2 separate regions of the Homo sapiens genome follow, and region 2 is linked to region 1. The links are chromatin contacts, found by Hi-C or POLR2A ChIA-PET in ENCODE. All regions are on one chromosome and are shown on one strand. The core of a region is the stretch at or near the end of the contact, and the rest is flanking DNA. Distances in the headings are between cores, read along the strand shown. Region 1 holds the start of CHMP3-AS1 (CHMP3 and RNF103 antisense RNA 1). Region 2 holds the start of CD8A (CD8 subunit alpha).

The links. A loop is a pair of places that touch in the nucleus more often than their neighbours do. ChIA-PET counts read pairs that join two places held with the same protein, here RNA polymerase II (POLR2A). Pooled maps may share reads with other maps.
Region 2: a loop to region 1 is called in a map of CD8-positive, alpha-beta T cell, with 2.9 times the contacts of the local background. The contact joins the promoter of CD8A here to the promoter of CHMP3-AS1 in region 1. A Hi-C loop is called at or near these places in 2 of 168 maps with a recorded cell type or tissue (both CD8-positive, alpha-beta T cell) and 5 of 50 pooled maps. POLR2A ChIA-PET finds 5 or more read pairs at or near these places in 3 of 52 experiments (CD8-positive, alpha-beta memory T cell, Panc1 and activated B cell).

Annotation. Positions count from the first base shown.
Region 1 is chr2:86,557,944-86,564,898 of GRCh38, forward strand. It overlaps CHMP3-AS1 (CHMP3 and RNF103 antisense RNA 1), which reads left to right and starts at 4,127. Exons shown (of 6, transcript NR_183901.1): 1 at 4,127-4,304; 2 at 4,903-4,977; 3 at 5,325-5,456; 4 at 5,745-5,839; 5 at 6,034-6,197. The region is part of intron 3 of RNF103-CHMP3 (RNF103-CHMP3 readthrough); the gene reads right to left. It overlaps CHMP3 (charged multivesicular body protein 3), which reads right to left and starts at 5,500. Exons shown (of 6, transcript NM_016079.4): 1 at 5,361-5,500. The coding sequence starts at 5,405. RefSeq lists enhancers at 4,926-5,095, 5,106-5,205, 5,363-5,657, 5,816-5,875.
Region 2 is chr2:86,789,650-86,796,604 of GRCh38, forward strand. CD8A (CD8 subunit alpha) reads right to left here and starts at 1,264. Exons shown (of 6, transcript NM_001768.7): 1 at 1,128-1,264; 2 at 679-1,032; 3 at 1-101. The coding sequence starts at 1,176. It overlaps LOC105374846 (a long non-coding RNA gene), which reads left to right and starts at 4,328. Exons shown (of 3, transcript XR_940321.3): 1 at 4,328-6,955. RefSeq lists an enhancer at 1-799.

The DNA of each region.
Region 1 (6,955 bases), core at 2,877-5,376:
ACCAAAATCACTCGATATTTGTTGTATGAACTCCATCTCCCTTTCTCATTTTCTTCCCTTTTCTGATAGAATCCCACAACCATGAGTCATGACCCAGTCTAAGAACATAAGTCATATGATTTAAGAATTCTGATGCCATGGAAGGGGGCACTCTACCCCAAGACTAAATTAGTGAAGTCCCTAAGTAAGACAGAACAATTTTCCCAGCAGAACCTCAAGTCTAAGAGAAGAATCTCTTTCCAGCAGAATTCCATGTCCTCCTGATTCCCACCCCAAGACTGTTACAGGTTTCTAAATGGATTTTAAGGCATCCTCATCCTCAGCAGGCCCAGTCTGGTCTTTACTTGCATCCTTTAAAACAGAATAGATTCACCACTAAAATGTCTCCACCACAGTTTGTGCAGGGGCAAAGATTTTAGTCTGCAGAGGCTCCTAACATAGTTAATGTTTCCCTAGAGAGTTCCTTGAAACATTGCTCATCTTGGGACTACCTGACCTTAAACCCTACTAAACCTTATTCTGATACTCACTCATCATTTAACAAATATTTACTTAGCACCCACTGCACGCTGCATATTATATCAGAGCTCTGGAGATACCACCCATAATGTATCTTACTTGCCCGAATTGACCTGTCACCATGGCCTAAATGGTACCATGTGTGACAACCATGATGGTGTGATATGACTACACCTGGCCTCTGCTTATCCTGTGCCAGGACCCAGACCCACCTGCCTGCATCTTTCAGCCCCCAACAGAAGGAGCTGTCTTGTAAGTTTATCCCAACTCAAAAACTGCCCAGCTGAGACTACAGCATTTAGTCAATTCCCTCTCTCTCTAATGCCCCTTCCATTTCTGCCAACATTTTCTTATCTTTGAAAATTTCCTTCACTTGGCCTCTTAAGTATTTTCTTTCTCCCTTAAAAGAAAAAAAAAAAAAAAGCCAAACTAACATTACTTGGCTTCTTATTCATACACAGCTCTCAATACTTTATCAGTGCATCAGCAGTTCTACAGAGAAAAAAGTATTTCCCATCTGTGATGGTTAATTTTAGGTATCTCCTCAGCTGGGTTGAGGGATACCCAGATAGCTGGTAAAGCACTATTTCTGAATATGTCTATGAGGGTGTTTCTGGAAGAGATTGGCATTTCAATCAGTGAACTAAAGAAGATCAGCCCCCACCCAATGTAAGTGGGCACCATCCAATCAGTTGAGGGTCTGGACATAACAAAAAGGCAGAAGAAAGGCAAATTCTTGCTCTCTTCTGCATCTGGGATACCCGTCTCCTGCTCTTAGACATCAGAACTGTAGGTTCTCTACTCTCTGGACTCTGGGACTTCCATCAGTGCTACCCCAACTCACTAGGTTCTCCGGCCTTCAACCCTGGACTGAGCTACACCACTGGCTTCTCTGGGTCTCCAGCTTACAGACAGCATATGATAGTACTTCTCAGCCTTCATAATCCCCAGTCAATTTCCATATTAAATTCCCTCTCAACTACCTATCTATCCATCCATCCTATTGGTTCTACTTCTCTGGAAAACCCTGACTAATACACCATCCCTGCTTTATTGGCACCTTCTTGAATTACAGACTAATGCTAAGTAACCACAGCTGGTGACAAAACACTTTCTTTGTTCACAAGTCACAGGTGTGAGAGAAAGCCTGGCACTTGGTAGAAGCTGACCCTAAAGTGGATGGACATTCTTCTAACAAACTAAAACATATCAAAACTGAATGGGTACCTTGAAGAACTGAGGAGGAACTTGAAGAAAACCTTGGGCAGGGTATCTCCAGCACCAGATAAAGTGGATAATCTAACACTAAAAATCCTACTAAATAGTCAAGAACCCATTCATAGGCAGGAAGAGGATGGAACACATGACAGTGAAAGGTCAAACTGTTTCTGATCATCTCAGCCTGGAGATAATCACTCCAACCACTGAACTCCTATACCTGTGTATGTGGTACTGTATTAGTCGGTTCTTACATTGCTATAAAGAAATACCTGAGACTGCGTAATTCATAAAAAGAAAAGAGGGCCGGGCGCGGTGGCTTACACCTGTAATCCCAGACTTTCGGAGGCCAAGGCGGGCAGATCACGAGGTCAGGAGATCAAGACCATCCTGGCTAACACGGTGAAACTCTGTCTCTACTAAACACACAAAAAATTAGCCAGATGTGGTGGCACGGGCCTGTAGTCCCAGCTACTCAGGAGACTGAGGCAGGAGAATCCCTTGAACCCAGGAGGCGGAGGTTGCAGTGAGCTGAGATCGCGCCACTGCACTGCCTGGGCGACAGAGCGAGACTCCATCTCAAAAAAAAAAAATTATTGCAGCACTATTCACAATAGCAAAGACTTGGAACCAACCCAAATGTCCATCAATCATAGACTGGATTAAGAAAATGTGGCACCATGGAATACTATGAAGCCATAAAAAAGGATGAGTTCACGTCCTTTGCAGGGACATGGATGAAGCTGGAAACCATCATTCTCAGCAAACTATCACAAGATCAGAAAACCGAACACCGCATGTTCTCACTCATAAGTGGGAATTGAACAATGAGAACATATGGACACAGGGAGGGGATCATCACACACCGGGGCCTGTCAGGGGTTGGGGGTTGGGGAGGGATAACATTAGCAAAAATACCTAATGTAGGTGACCAGTTGATGGGTGCAGCAAACCACCACAGCACGTGTATATATGTAACAAAACTGCACGTTCTGCACATGTAACCCAGAACTTAAAGTATAATTTAAAAAAAAAAAAAAGAAAAGAGGTTTAACTGGCTCACAGTTCTGCAGACTGTACGGGAAGCACAGCAGCTTCTGCTTTTGGGGAGGCCTCAGGAAGCTTCCAATCATGGGGGAAGGCAAAGAAATAGGCATCTTACATGGCAGGAGCAAGAGAGAATGAGGGAGAAGGTGCTACACACTTTTAAACAACCAGATCTCATGAGAACTCACTATCTCAAGGACAGTACCAAAGGTGATAGTGCTAAACCACTCATGGGAAATCTGCTCCCATGATCCAATCACCTCATACTAGGTCCCACCTCCAACACTGGGGATGACAATTTGACATGAGATTTGGCGGGGACACAGATCCAAACCATATCAGGTGCCCTATCCAAACCAGCTCTTAAAATGTTTATCTTACTTGCTAGAAGTTAAGTTCTTTGGCTTCTTATTTCACCTTTATAATCCCTCTTTGGGAGGTAGTATAAATGGCATGATAATTCTAAGTATAGGCCTTAGAATACATAACCTCTGGTGCTGTAATTCACAAACTGTATGACCTTGGGCAAATTACCTAAATACTGTATGCCTCAGTTGCCACCTGTAAAGTGGAGACAATAACAGTTCCTACCTCATAACATTGCAGAGTGCTTAACACAATGCCTGGTTCAATATGTTAGCTAAAGGTGGTGGTAGTTAGGGCTAATCTTAATTCACTCTACAATCTTGCTACTCAAGTGTAGACCAGCAGCATCAACATCACCTGGGAGCTTATTAGAAATCTCAGACCCTATCCAAGACCTACTGAATCAGATTTTGAATTCTGACAAGATCCCTAATGATTAGTGTGCACACTAATGCTTGAGAAGCACTGCTCTACAATACCCAGACTTGTCCATAATGGGGGGAAAAACAACTAAAATTTTTTATTCAATAAATGATCTTACCTGTTCGGCTCTGGCAAGCATAGTTTTAAAAACCAATCTCATGCATCAACCCTGCCATTTTCCAGTGTCAATCAGCTTTCTCAGGTAGATTACCCTACTGAAGAGTGTACCAATATCGTGTTCTTAGCAATTTATCATTTAAAAACAATCTAAGTGTACAATATACTAGAGTAGTATAGTAGTACATATACTAGAGACTAGTTTAAACAATAAAGCAACCATTTCCCCAGCATCTTTTTTGCTTCTCCATAATCTTATCTCAATTTACGAATGGCAATGCCAAGGCCAAACACTGAAGACAACAAATAATCTCTCCCTACCACACTTCTACAATAACAAGAATCTTAGAATATACAGATGTCACAAAATGTGCATCTATATAATGTTCTATAGTTTCCAAAGTGATGTTATACCGTTATTTCATTTAAGCGCCACAATTTTTATTTTACCAAGGAGCAAAACTGAGTAAGTTTCCTGACGAAAATAATGAGTGTCTACTGTTCTAGGGCCTTTAACAACAACAACAACAAATTTACATTAACGCACATTATGTGCCAGGAATTGCAAGATGCATAAGATTAGTTTTTAAAATGTGCCTGCTAGAGCTGAACAGGTAAGATCATTTATTAAAGGATTTCAGGATTTTTTTTTTCCATTATGGACAAGCCTAGGTGTTGCAGAGCAGTGCTTCTCAAAGCACTGATGTGCACACTAATCATTAGGGAGCTTGTCAGAATTCAAAATCTGACTCAGTGGGTCTGGAGTGGTGTCCGAGATTTAACAAGCTCCCAGGTGATGTTGATGCTGCTGGTTGGCATTTGAGTAGCAAAGCTGTGCCGTATTTAAAGAATTAGCCCTAACTACCAATATGAAAACTTTACATCCCTGAATCTTCAATTACTCTGAGGTGACACTACTATTATTCTGGCTTCACAGTCGAGAAGGCACTGAGAAGTGAACTTTCCAGAGATCACAGAGCTGAGATGTGGGAAGGCAGGATTCAAACTTAGGTTGACTGACTGCAGGGCATTTTCAACTGTTTGCCTCCCAATATTATCTCAATTAATAGGTAACGAGAGTTCGAAGCCGGGTCCAGAGCTATCTTCTGTAACATTCTTCTGGGTCGAGTCCCTGCCCCGCTACGGTATGTGCCTAGGGTCAACACAAGGGCTGGGGAAAGAGGAAACTGAGCCTCTTTTTCAACACAACAGGGAGGACGGAGAACAGACGGCTCCTCCGGCAGACGCGACCCGGCCCGCTCCAAACAACGCTTCGGGCAGGAGAAGGTTCTCCGGGTGGTCCGCAGCCGGGCTGGAGGGGTGGGGCCTACGCTGGGAAAAGGTTCCGGGCGGGTCGTACCAACGCGCGCAGGGGGAAGAGGTTTCCGAGGCCAGGACGGTGTCGCTGCCTACGCGCTCAGTGGCGAGGTGGAGAAACTCTTCATCCACCCTCGGCTACCTGTTCGAGAGCCATGGCACCAGGAGCTCTCGCGTCCCACAGCCGACTCCTAAAGACTCTTCCTCCGGCCCCCCTGTCGAGTGGGAGTCCCCGGAAATGGGGGCCGGGCGGTATCGGGCAGGCGGTGGGGAGAAGAGTGTCCTGTCATTTACCAACTTCACTACGCCCCACACAGATCCACCCGCTTATCTGCCGCCGCCGTAGCCCTTACCAGTTCTTTGGGCGGCTTCTCCTGGGTCTTTCCAAACAGCCCCATGACGAACTGAACCCGTCTTGCCCCTTCCGGCTTTCAGTTCCCCGCGCCCAGGCAGGTCACGGGCAGCCGCCTGGGCGGGGCCCGCGGAAAAGGAGGTAGTCCCAACCCCCAGAGTAGGGAGCGGCGGCACTAGGGGATGTTGCGCATGCGCCATACGCCTGCGCAGAATCGAGTGAGTGGGAGACTAGTCAAAAAGGCTGACGTCATCGCACATGTTCTGGTCATGTCTGTGTGGGGGAGACCACGGATTCGGTGCTTTTCGTAAGGTGTAGAAATGATTGCTCTGAAAGATACGAATTTGTTGGCTACAACTGCTTCTAATACTTCACCTAAACCTAGATGTTGCACCAGAAGTCTGGATCTCCACGCAGACGTGTACACTTAGCATCACTTTCCCGACAGCTTCATCTTTGTGTCCAGTAGGCAACTCACAGGTGACAAACCAAAAATAACCTCTTTTTCCTCCCGCCAACCCACTCCTCCCCTCTGCTTGCACCACCATCACCTGGTCACTAAACCCTAGGCATCGTCCTCTCTCCCCTCTTACCAAGTCCCAACCATTCTAACTTCAATATGTCTGAACTTCAACCCTCCCCTTTCCATCCCAACTGCGGTCGTTTTTTTTCAGGCCATCGCCCTTTCCAGCGTGGGCGATTCCTGCCTAGCATTTGTCCATGTGTGTCCCGTCCTACACGCCACACTGACCGTGAGCTTAATCACACTCTCAAAGGAATCTGACTAAAGAGAACTAGACACATTTTAGCACGGACAGTTCCTGATTAGGCCTATACGGTGAGCTGATGGTTACTGTCATTAACTCATCCGAGGATGGTGAAGGGGACCATTTGTTACCTCAGCCCCATACTCCTGTCTCTGGTGGAATCATAAAATGGTTCGGCAGCTTTGAAAACATTTTGACAATTTCTTAAAATGCTAAACAAAGCCAGCCTTCCATTCCTAGCTATTTACCCAAGAGGGAAAAAAGCATATGTTCTTACAAAGACTTGTACACAAATGTTCATAGCAGCTCTATTTGTAATAGCCATAAACTGGAAACAATCCAAATGTCTATCAACAAGTGAATGGATAAACCAGTCGTGATTGATCCATACGAAGGAATAGTACTGAGCAATAAAAAAGTAAACTATTGATAAATGCAACAGCATGGATGAATCTCAAAATAATTCTGCCAAGTGAAAGAAGCCAGAACCGTATGATTCCATTTACATAACATTCTGGAAAATGCAAACTAATACATAGTGACAGAGAGTACATGGGCGGTTGCTAGCGGATAGGAGTGGGGTCAGAAAGAGGCAGAAAAGAGGGATTACAAAGAGACACGAAGTTTAGGGGGATGATGGATAATATCTTGATTGTGATGATGGTTTCACAGATGTATACAATATCAAAACTTACCAGGTTGGACACTAAGTATGTGCGATTTATTTTATGTCCAATCATACTTCAATAAAGTTGTTTTTAAAAAAGCACTGCCTGTTCATTGTGAAAAGTTAAACCCTCATTCTCACTTCCTCAGGGGAAAAGGTCTC
Region 2 (6,955 bases), core at 14-2,513, 230 kb after region 1:
CGCCGCTGGCCGGCACGCCTCTGGGCGCAGGGACAGGGGCTGCGACGCGATGGTGGGCGCCGGTGTTGGTGGTCGCGGCGCTGGCGTCGTGGTGGGCTTCGCTGCAAGAGCAACAGAGCGTGGTTGGGGGCCAGGCTGGGGTTATGGAGGCGCCCCAGCCCCGGCCTCGCGCACCTTTCCCCACGGGGACGCCTCCCCCCGGTTTTCCTGGGAGAAGGGATAGCAGAGGAGACAGGATGGGGACCCCGGGATGCGCGCGGACCCCTGTGCTCGGGCCTCGGCTCAGCCCAGCGCACCCGGCGCCCAGAGCCGGAGCGCAGGAGCCAGCTCCCCTGCACCTGGCCTCTCTCCCGGGCTGAACCAGCAACCCTGGAGCGCGGGTTGATTGCTGTCCGCATTTTACCCACGAGCAAACGGAGGCGCAGATAATTTAAGTCATTTGCCCAGAATCACACAAGAATCCGAACTCGAGTCCAGATCGGCCGGACGTAAAAAGCCATCCCCAGTCCCTACTCAGCCTCGCGTTAGCCTCAGTTTGCTGTGTCTGTGAAATGGGAACAGTATCTAAGTCGCTTCCAGGTGCGCTAAGAGGCTTGAAAGCAGGGCCCAGGTGTGGAAAACAGGTTGAGGTGAACCCCAAGCCCCACGCGGAGAGGTGCCGCAACCCGGCGCGCGGACCTGGCAGGAAGACCGGCACGAAGTGGCTGAAGTACATGATGGAGTTGCTCAGGGCCGAGCAGAAATAGTAGCCCTCGTTCTCTCGGCGGAAGTCGCTCAGGGTGAGGACGAAGGTGTCCCCCAACCTCTTGCCCGAGAACCGCTGGGTGTCCAGCCCCTCGGCCGCCTTGGGCTTGTTTTGGGAGAGGTATAGGAGGAAGGTGGGACTGGCGGCGGCGCCGCGCGGCTGGAAGAGCCACGAGCAGCCCGACGTCGGGTTGGACAGCAGCACCTGGCACTTCAGCTCCACTGTCTCGCCCAGGTTCCAGGTCCGATCCAGCGGCGACACCCGGAACTGGCTCGGCCTGGCGGCGTCTGCAGGCGGCAAGCAGCGAGGCTGAGCCCGCAGTCCCGCGCCCCCCGCCCCCCGCCCGCCCCATCCCCTGCCTTCCCGGGCGTCTCAAACTCACGGAGCAGCAAGGCCAGCGGCAGGAGCAAGGCGGTCACTGGTAAGGCCATGACGCGCTCCCCAGGACGCTGCTTGGCTCGAAGCTCGGGCGCGAGGGGAGGCGCGCGGGAGCCGGTGGGGCGCCGAGGGGGGAAAGTTGCGCCCTTCGGCCGGCCCGGAGCCTGATTTCGCATTTGGAGGATGTGATGTCACCCGAAGCCCCCGCCGAGGAGAGTCACCCTCCTTTTCGCGGTTGTCGCCTTCCAGCCCGGCGAGGAGGCTGGGGCCCGTGAATAGGGCCGTCGAGGCAGCCTGGCCAGGCAACTGGGGGCAGCTGAAAACTGCGGGTTTGGGGATGAGGAAAAGGGCTTGGAAATAGTCCTTGGAAATGGTTGTCTTGTGAGAGTGACAGAGTGGGTGAAGGGAGACCAAAGATTTCAAGAAGTGAGGGCGAGAGTAGGCAGCAAAGGAGGGGAGTGTCCCTTCCTTTGCCTTCACTAAAGGCGTCTCTTGTACTGTCACCTTGGGACTTTTTATTGGCAAAATGGGCACTGAGGGCTGAAAAGGAAGAGGAACTAGCGACCTGCCCGCTTCTGAGGAACTCGCTAGAGCAGCCCCAGTTTTCACCGAGGAAGGACCCTCTCCCTTCCCCCAGGAGATTTCCATGAGAGCGGCAGCAGCCGAAGCTTTGGGTGTCGGTGTCAGTGCGCTGCTGACCTCATTCTTCCGGCCTTTCATCCAGCGGCTAAACTCACCACACAGCCTCATCTCTTCTTGGAGCCATTGCAACAGCCTTCAATTCACACCAGTCTCTCTCCTGATCAGTCCTCCAGCCACGTTGTTATAAAAATTATTATTCTCACAAAGGGGATCTGACAGCGTCACTGCTGCAGCCTCCCATGGCCTGCATTGCTGGATGGAAATTCAACCCCCAGCTTGGTTGACCAGCCCTTGGGTGCTGGCTCCTCCCAGCCTCCGCACAGCCCCCTGCCCTGCCTTTCCCATACACCTGCAGCTGCAGCTTCACAGGCTTGAAGTCATTCAACCCCTGCGCTCTGTGCTTTCACGCCCTTGCACTTGCGGTCCCTCGGCCTGGAATGCTGGTCTGTTTAAGCCCTGGAGGCAGCTCCTGTGCTGTCTCATTTGGACCTCATTTCTTTCACCCCCAGCTCTGGGTGCTCTGCAGGGAGGTGTGGGTGATGTGGGTGAATGCTTGGGTAGAGGCGGTTTTCTCTTTTCTGTCCCTAACACATGTGTGTCCCCTTCCTTTTTGTTTCTTTAAAAAATAAAATAAAATAAAAAAGACTGGAGTCTCGCTGTTTTGCTCAGGCTGGCCTTGGGACTCCTGAGCTCCAGTGATCCTCCCACCCCAGCCCCCTGAGTAGCTGGGACTACAGGCTCATCTTTCCTTTTTGACTGTTGCTGTCCTGAAACCTTCCAGCTCCAGTGGCATGCCCTCTTCCCATTTCTTCAGGGTTTCTGAGTCTTTCCACTTTGAATCCCATAGTGGCTGCACCTCACATTGCTACTGCTTGATCCTAGAGACAAGACACCTGGCATTCTGTGTTCCATGTGTCTGCCCCACCCATTAGTTCTGCTGGGCGAGGACCATGCCGAGACTTCATGATGTGTCCTCCATCCCCAGAAACACAGCATGGGCTGAGCTGTGCTTGTTGAACTGCATTCTCCTTGTCCTTGTGAAGTACAAACTTAAGTGTTGGATGGGTTCTTTGTCGTTGTTGCTATTTTTTTTTTTGAGATGGGGTCTGGCTGTGTTGCCCAGGCTGGAGTGCAGTGTGGCACCACCTCGGCTCACTGCAGCCTCTACCTCCCAGGCTCAAGTGATCCTTCCACCTCAGCCTCCCAAGTAGCTGGGACCACAGGAGCACACCACCATGCCCAGCTAATTTTTTGTATTTTTGGTAGAGATGGGGTTTCACCATGTTGCCCAGGCTGGTCTCCAATGCCCGAGGTCAGGCGCTTTGCCCCGCCTTGGCCTCCAAAGTGTTGAGATTACAGGTGTGAGCCACCATATCAGGGCCTGGATGGGCTTTTTTTTTTTTTTTTAATTATTTTGATTTCAGTACCTCCTTCCAGCTCCCTCAAAGCATCCAAGATGCTTATTCTAGCATGGAACATGTAACATTTTATATTCAGAAATTTTTAAAAATGTCTTTTAAGTGACAACAGTGCAATATATTCTTGTACGAAAACAAACACAAAGTTCCCTGTCTCAACTCTCCTCACTGTCACCTGCTCCCCACAGAAAACCACTGTTACAGTTGAATGTGTCCCTTAGATATTATCTGTACATAAACAGATGTTTATACATCATCTTAGACACATGGGATTGTATGAGATAAATATTTTTTTGCAACCTATCTTGTTTCACAGTAGAAGGAGAGCGTTCAGCAGATGAAGATCCACCCCATTCTTATAAATGGGTGCATTATATATGGGTGTTCCATAATTTAATTCTGCTGTTAGTGGACATTTAGGCGATTTCTCATTATTGCAACACTAGCAAGGCTGTGGTAGATATAATGTATCTGTATCACTGAGGGCTTGCACCAGTACCTGCAGCTTTTTCAAATGGGAGATGAGGGAGTTGGGGAAGAAAACACCTTTACAATGATGGTTATAACTGGCCTATCGATGTATGCATGTGTGTGTGTGTGTGCATGGTATGAGGGTCCCTCGCTGTGTAGACACAGTGCTGTCCCTCAACTCACATGAATGAGGGAGACAAGGAAGCAATCAAGTCCAGACAGGCCACCAACACATCAATTCTTGCTGTAGATGGTAGTTTGCCATTTTGCTCAGCACCACCAGCACTGTATCAGGAGTGTCAAATGGCCCTGCTGGCCAAAGGCTACAATCAACAGGGTGGTAAGGAAGATGGCTAGACACGAAACTGCACTTGCCCAGTGGTGGAAGCACTGAGGGGGCCAGAGTCAACCTCCACCTATTTGGATCTTGAGAATCAGGCCCCTGAGTGTGATGATGGCCAGATTTGGGGGTGTACTGCTTTAAAATAGACTAGTTCCATCTTAGTCTCACGGAAATCAGCTTGGGGGCCTTCTAGCCCTGCAGCTCAGAAAAGTGTCAGCCAGTGGGGTGGCAGCCCCTTTGTACAGAGCACCATGGGGGTTGGGGTGGGGAGGATAAGGCAACATGTCAAACCCATCAAGGAGGCTTTGTGACCCCAGTGATATTTTTTGCAGAACGTGGTGGATTTTCGATGTGACCACAATGACATCCGCCTTGCAGTGGCAGAACAGATGCAATTGCACAAGTTCTGGAGAAACTTTCTGTAGACCAGGTGTGCAGAGGGCTGGGTTGGGCCTGTCCATCACTGCCAGGTAAGTTCCCAAACCCCACACTGTAGCACTGACTTGGGATGGCATGAAGAAATGTGAATGACTGCACTCCTTTAAGCAAGCCCCTTATTTAAAAAAATATCCAGAAGTAGATAGAGTAAGATAGTAACCAGTTTCTATGCTGATTTAAACTGGTCCATGGAAATGGAAAACTTTAATGTAGATTAAAGACATATTCAAAATGCAAAACCGGGCAGAGCAGTGGTAGGAAATCCATCAGGGTTCTGTGCCACTGCTCCTAAGACATGAACTGCAGGGACAACTTGGAATCATGGCTGGGAAATTGCCTGCTGTGTCCCCATCGCCAATTCAGGTCTATGGAGATGTTACTGTTCTTGGAAGGAGTTAGCTTGTCCAGGGCTAGAAACTCTAGAGTTATCAGGGCTTGTTTTATCTTAATTGGAAATACCAATCAATTTGGCCTCACTTCTGTCACCTTTCTTTTCCTCCACCCCGAGTTCCCCAAGTTCATCTAGCTGCTGTCCTTCTTTCCTGGACTTTTGCAATGGCCTCTTAACTGGCCAACCCCATTTCTGCTCTGGTCCCTTCTAGAGAAAATCTCATCATGCCAACCCCCTGCTTCAACCTGAAAGGACTTCCTGGTGTCCCTAGTAGAATGTCGGGGATCCCTAATGTTGCCTGTGAGGCCCTGCACACTTGGTTTCATAGTCTCTGTCCTCTTGTCTGTCACCTTCTTCACTCCTCCTAGGTTCCGCATCTCTCATTTCTCAAGCGGACCCTAGTCCTTTCCACTTCAGAGCCATTAAACATGCTATTCCCTCAGCCAAGAATGTTCTCACCTCTGCTCTCTGCTTACCAAACTCCTCTCCCTTAAGACCCAGCTCAAGCATCTCCTTCCTGTGGGGTTTAGCTCCTTCCCCCTCCCACTCCCAGACAGTACAGACCACATCCTTCTCTTCTCTGTGTCACCCGGACCTTGGGTATCTGCAGACTGGAGCACAATGGTTTGTTTGCCTGTCCAGCTTGACAACCAAACCCTTGGTCCCTTGAGGAAGGAGCCTTGTCCCTCTCATGTTTACACCAGGGTGCCAAACAGAGGGCTTGGCACACACTTGAGTGGCACACACTCAAGAAATTCTTGCTCAGTAAAAGCTAAAGGAAGGTAGAAGTAGGGTACAGCAGACCAGAGGAGGCTTAGATAGTTCATTCCAAGTAAGAGTGGTCAGGAAAGGCTTCACATATAGTTGGGTTTGAAGATAAAGGAAGAATTAGGAGAGAGGTTGTTTAGAATGAGGCATTTGATATGTCTGATCAAGATCAGCTGATACCATGCTTTAACATATAGCAATGGTATAGTTAAAAACAAAAGAAGAGGAGGAAGGGGAGAAGGCAGATGTACTCAAAAGCAAGATAAACGTCTTCAAGGATGTAGTTGCAGGACAATGGCTGGAATCAGGGGCTGGCTTGCTGGGATCTGTTCTTAGCAAACCATTCTTGGGCCTGGGTCTTGAGGGTCTGTTCTTAGTGTAGAGGCACCAAGAGTTTGACTCCTTCAGCTAACAGAGTTTCACAGTGCTTTGCCTATAGAGGAAGGCTGGAGCCAGGCTCTCTGCTTGAAACAGGGATTTGGATCTGATTTTCTCTTGATTGAAAGAGAGCCCACAGCCACCCATGTAAGGCCTAGTTCTGACTGTGGGCCCTGGAAAGTCAGAGGCTACTTTAAAAAACTCAGGAAAAGAGAGAGTAAAGAGAGGAAGAGATTTTCAAAAATTTCTATTCAAGATAACCCTGCACACACACTCGAAATTCAAAGTATACATAAAAAAGACTCAACAAGTGGAATGTGAATTCACTTCCAAAAAGAGGCAAATTATTGAACAATTTGAAAAATGTTTAAAACAAAGAGAACAACAAATGTAGAAAATGCAGAAATTAAAGAAGAACAGTTGAAGATGATAAATACTGAGCATACTGGAAATGAACACTCTACATATTAAACAAGGATATACTCTAGGTTGGACATAGTTGAAGGGATAATTAATGAATTGGAAGCTAGCATTGAGAAATTCATAGAGAATGCAACACAGGGAGATGAAGACAGAAGCAGTTTGAAAAAGCTGTTGAGATGTATATTAGCATGGTGAAGTGTTTAATAGGATTTCAGAAAGGGGAGAACAAAGGGAATGTGGAGAAGAAATATGGGAAGAAAGCATGGCTGAAAATTTTTCACAATTAAAGACAAACATTCTCAGATCAAAAATACTCTTAGTGCCAAGTATAAAAACATATACATCTTTGCACATATCAAGGTGAATTATAAACATCAAGAGTAAAGAGAAGAGGGCATCCCAGGAAGCTAGGATGTTTGAAATATAATTGGGAGAATCCTTGTTGCAGTTTGGATTGGGCAGAGAGGGTAAGAAGCTGAACTGTAATGGGGAAAAATATACACATTTTGGTTACACCTTGCATTGACTCTCTGTCATCCCCTCCCTTGGTGCTGACACAT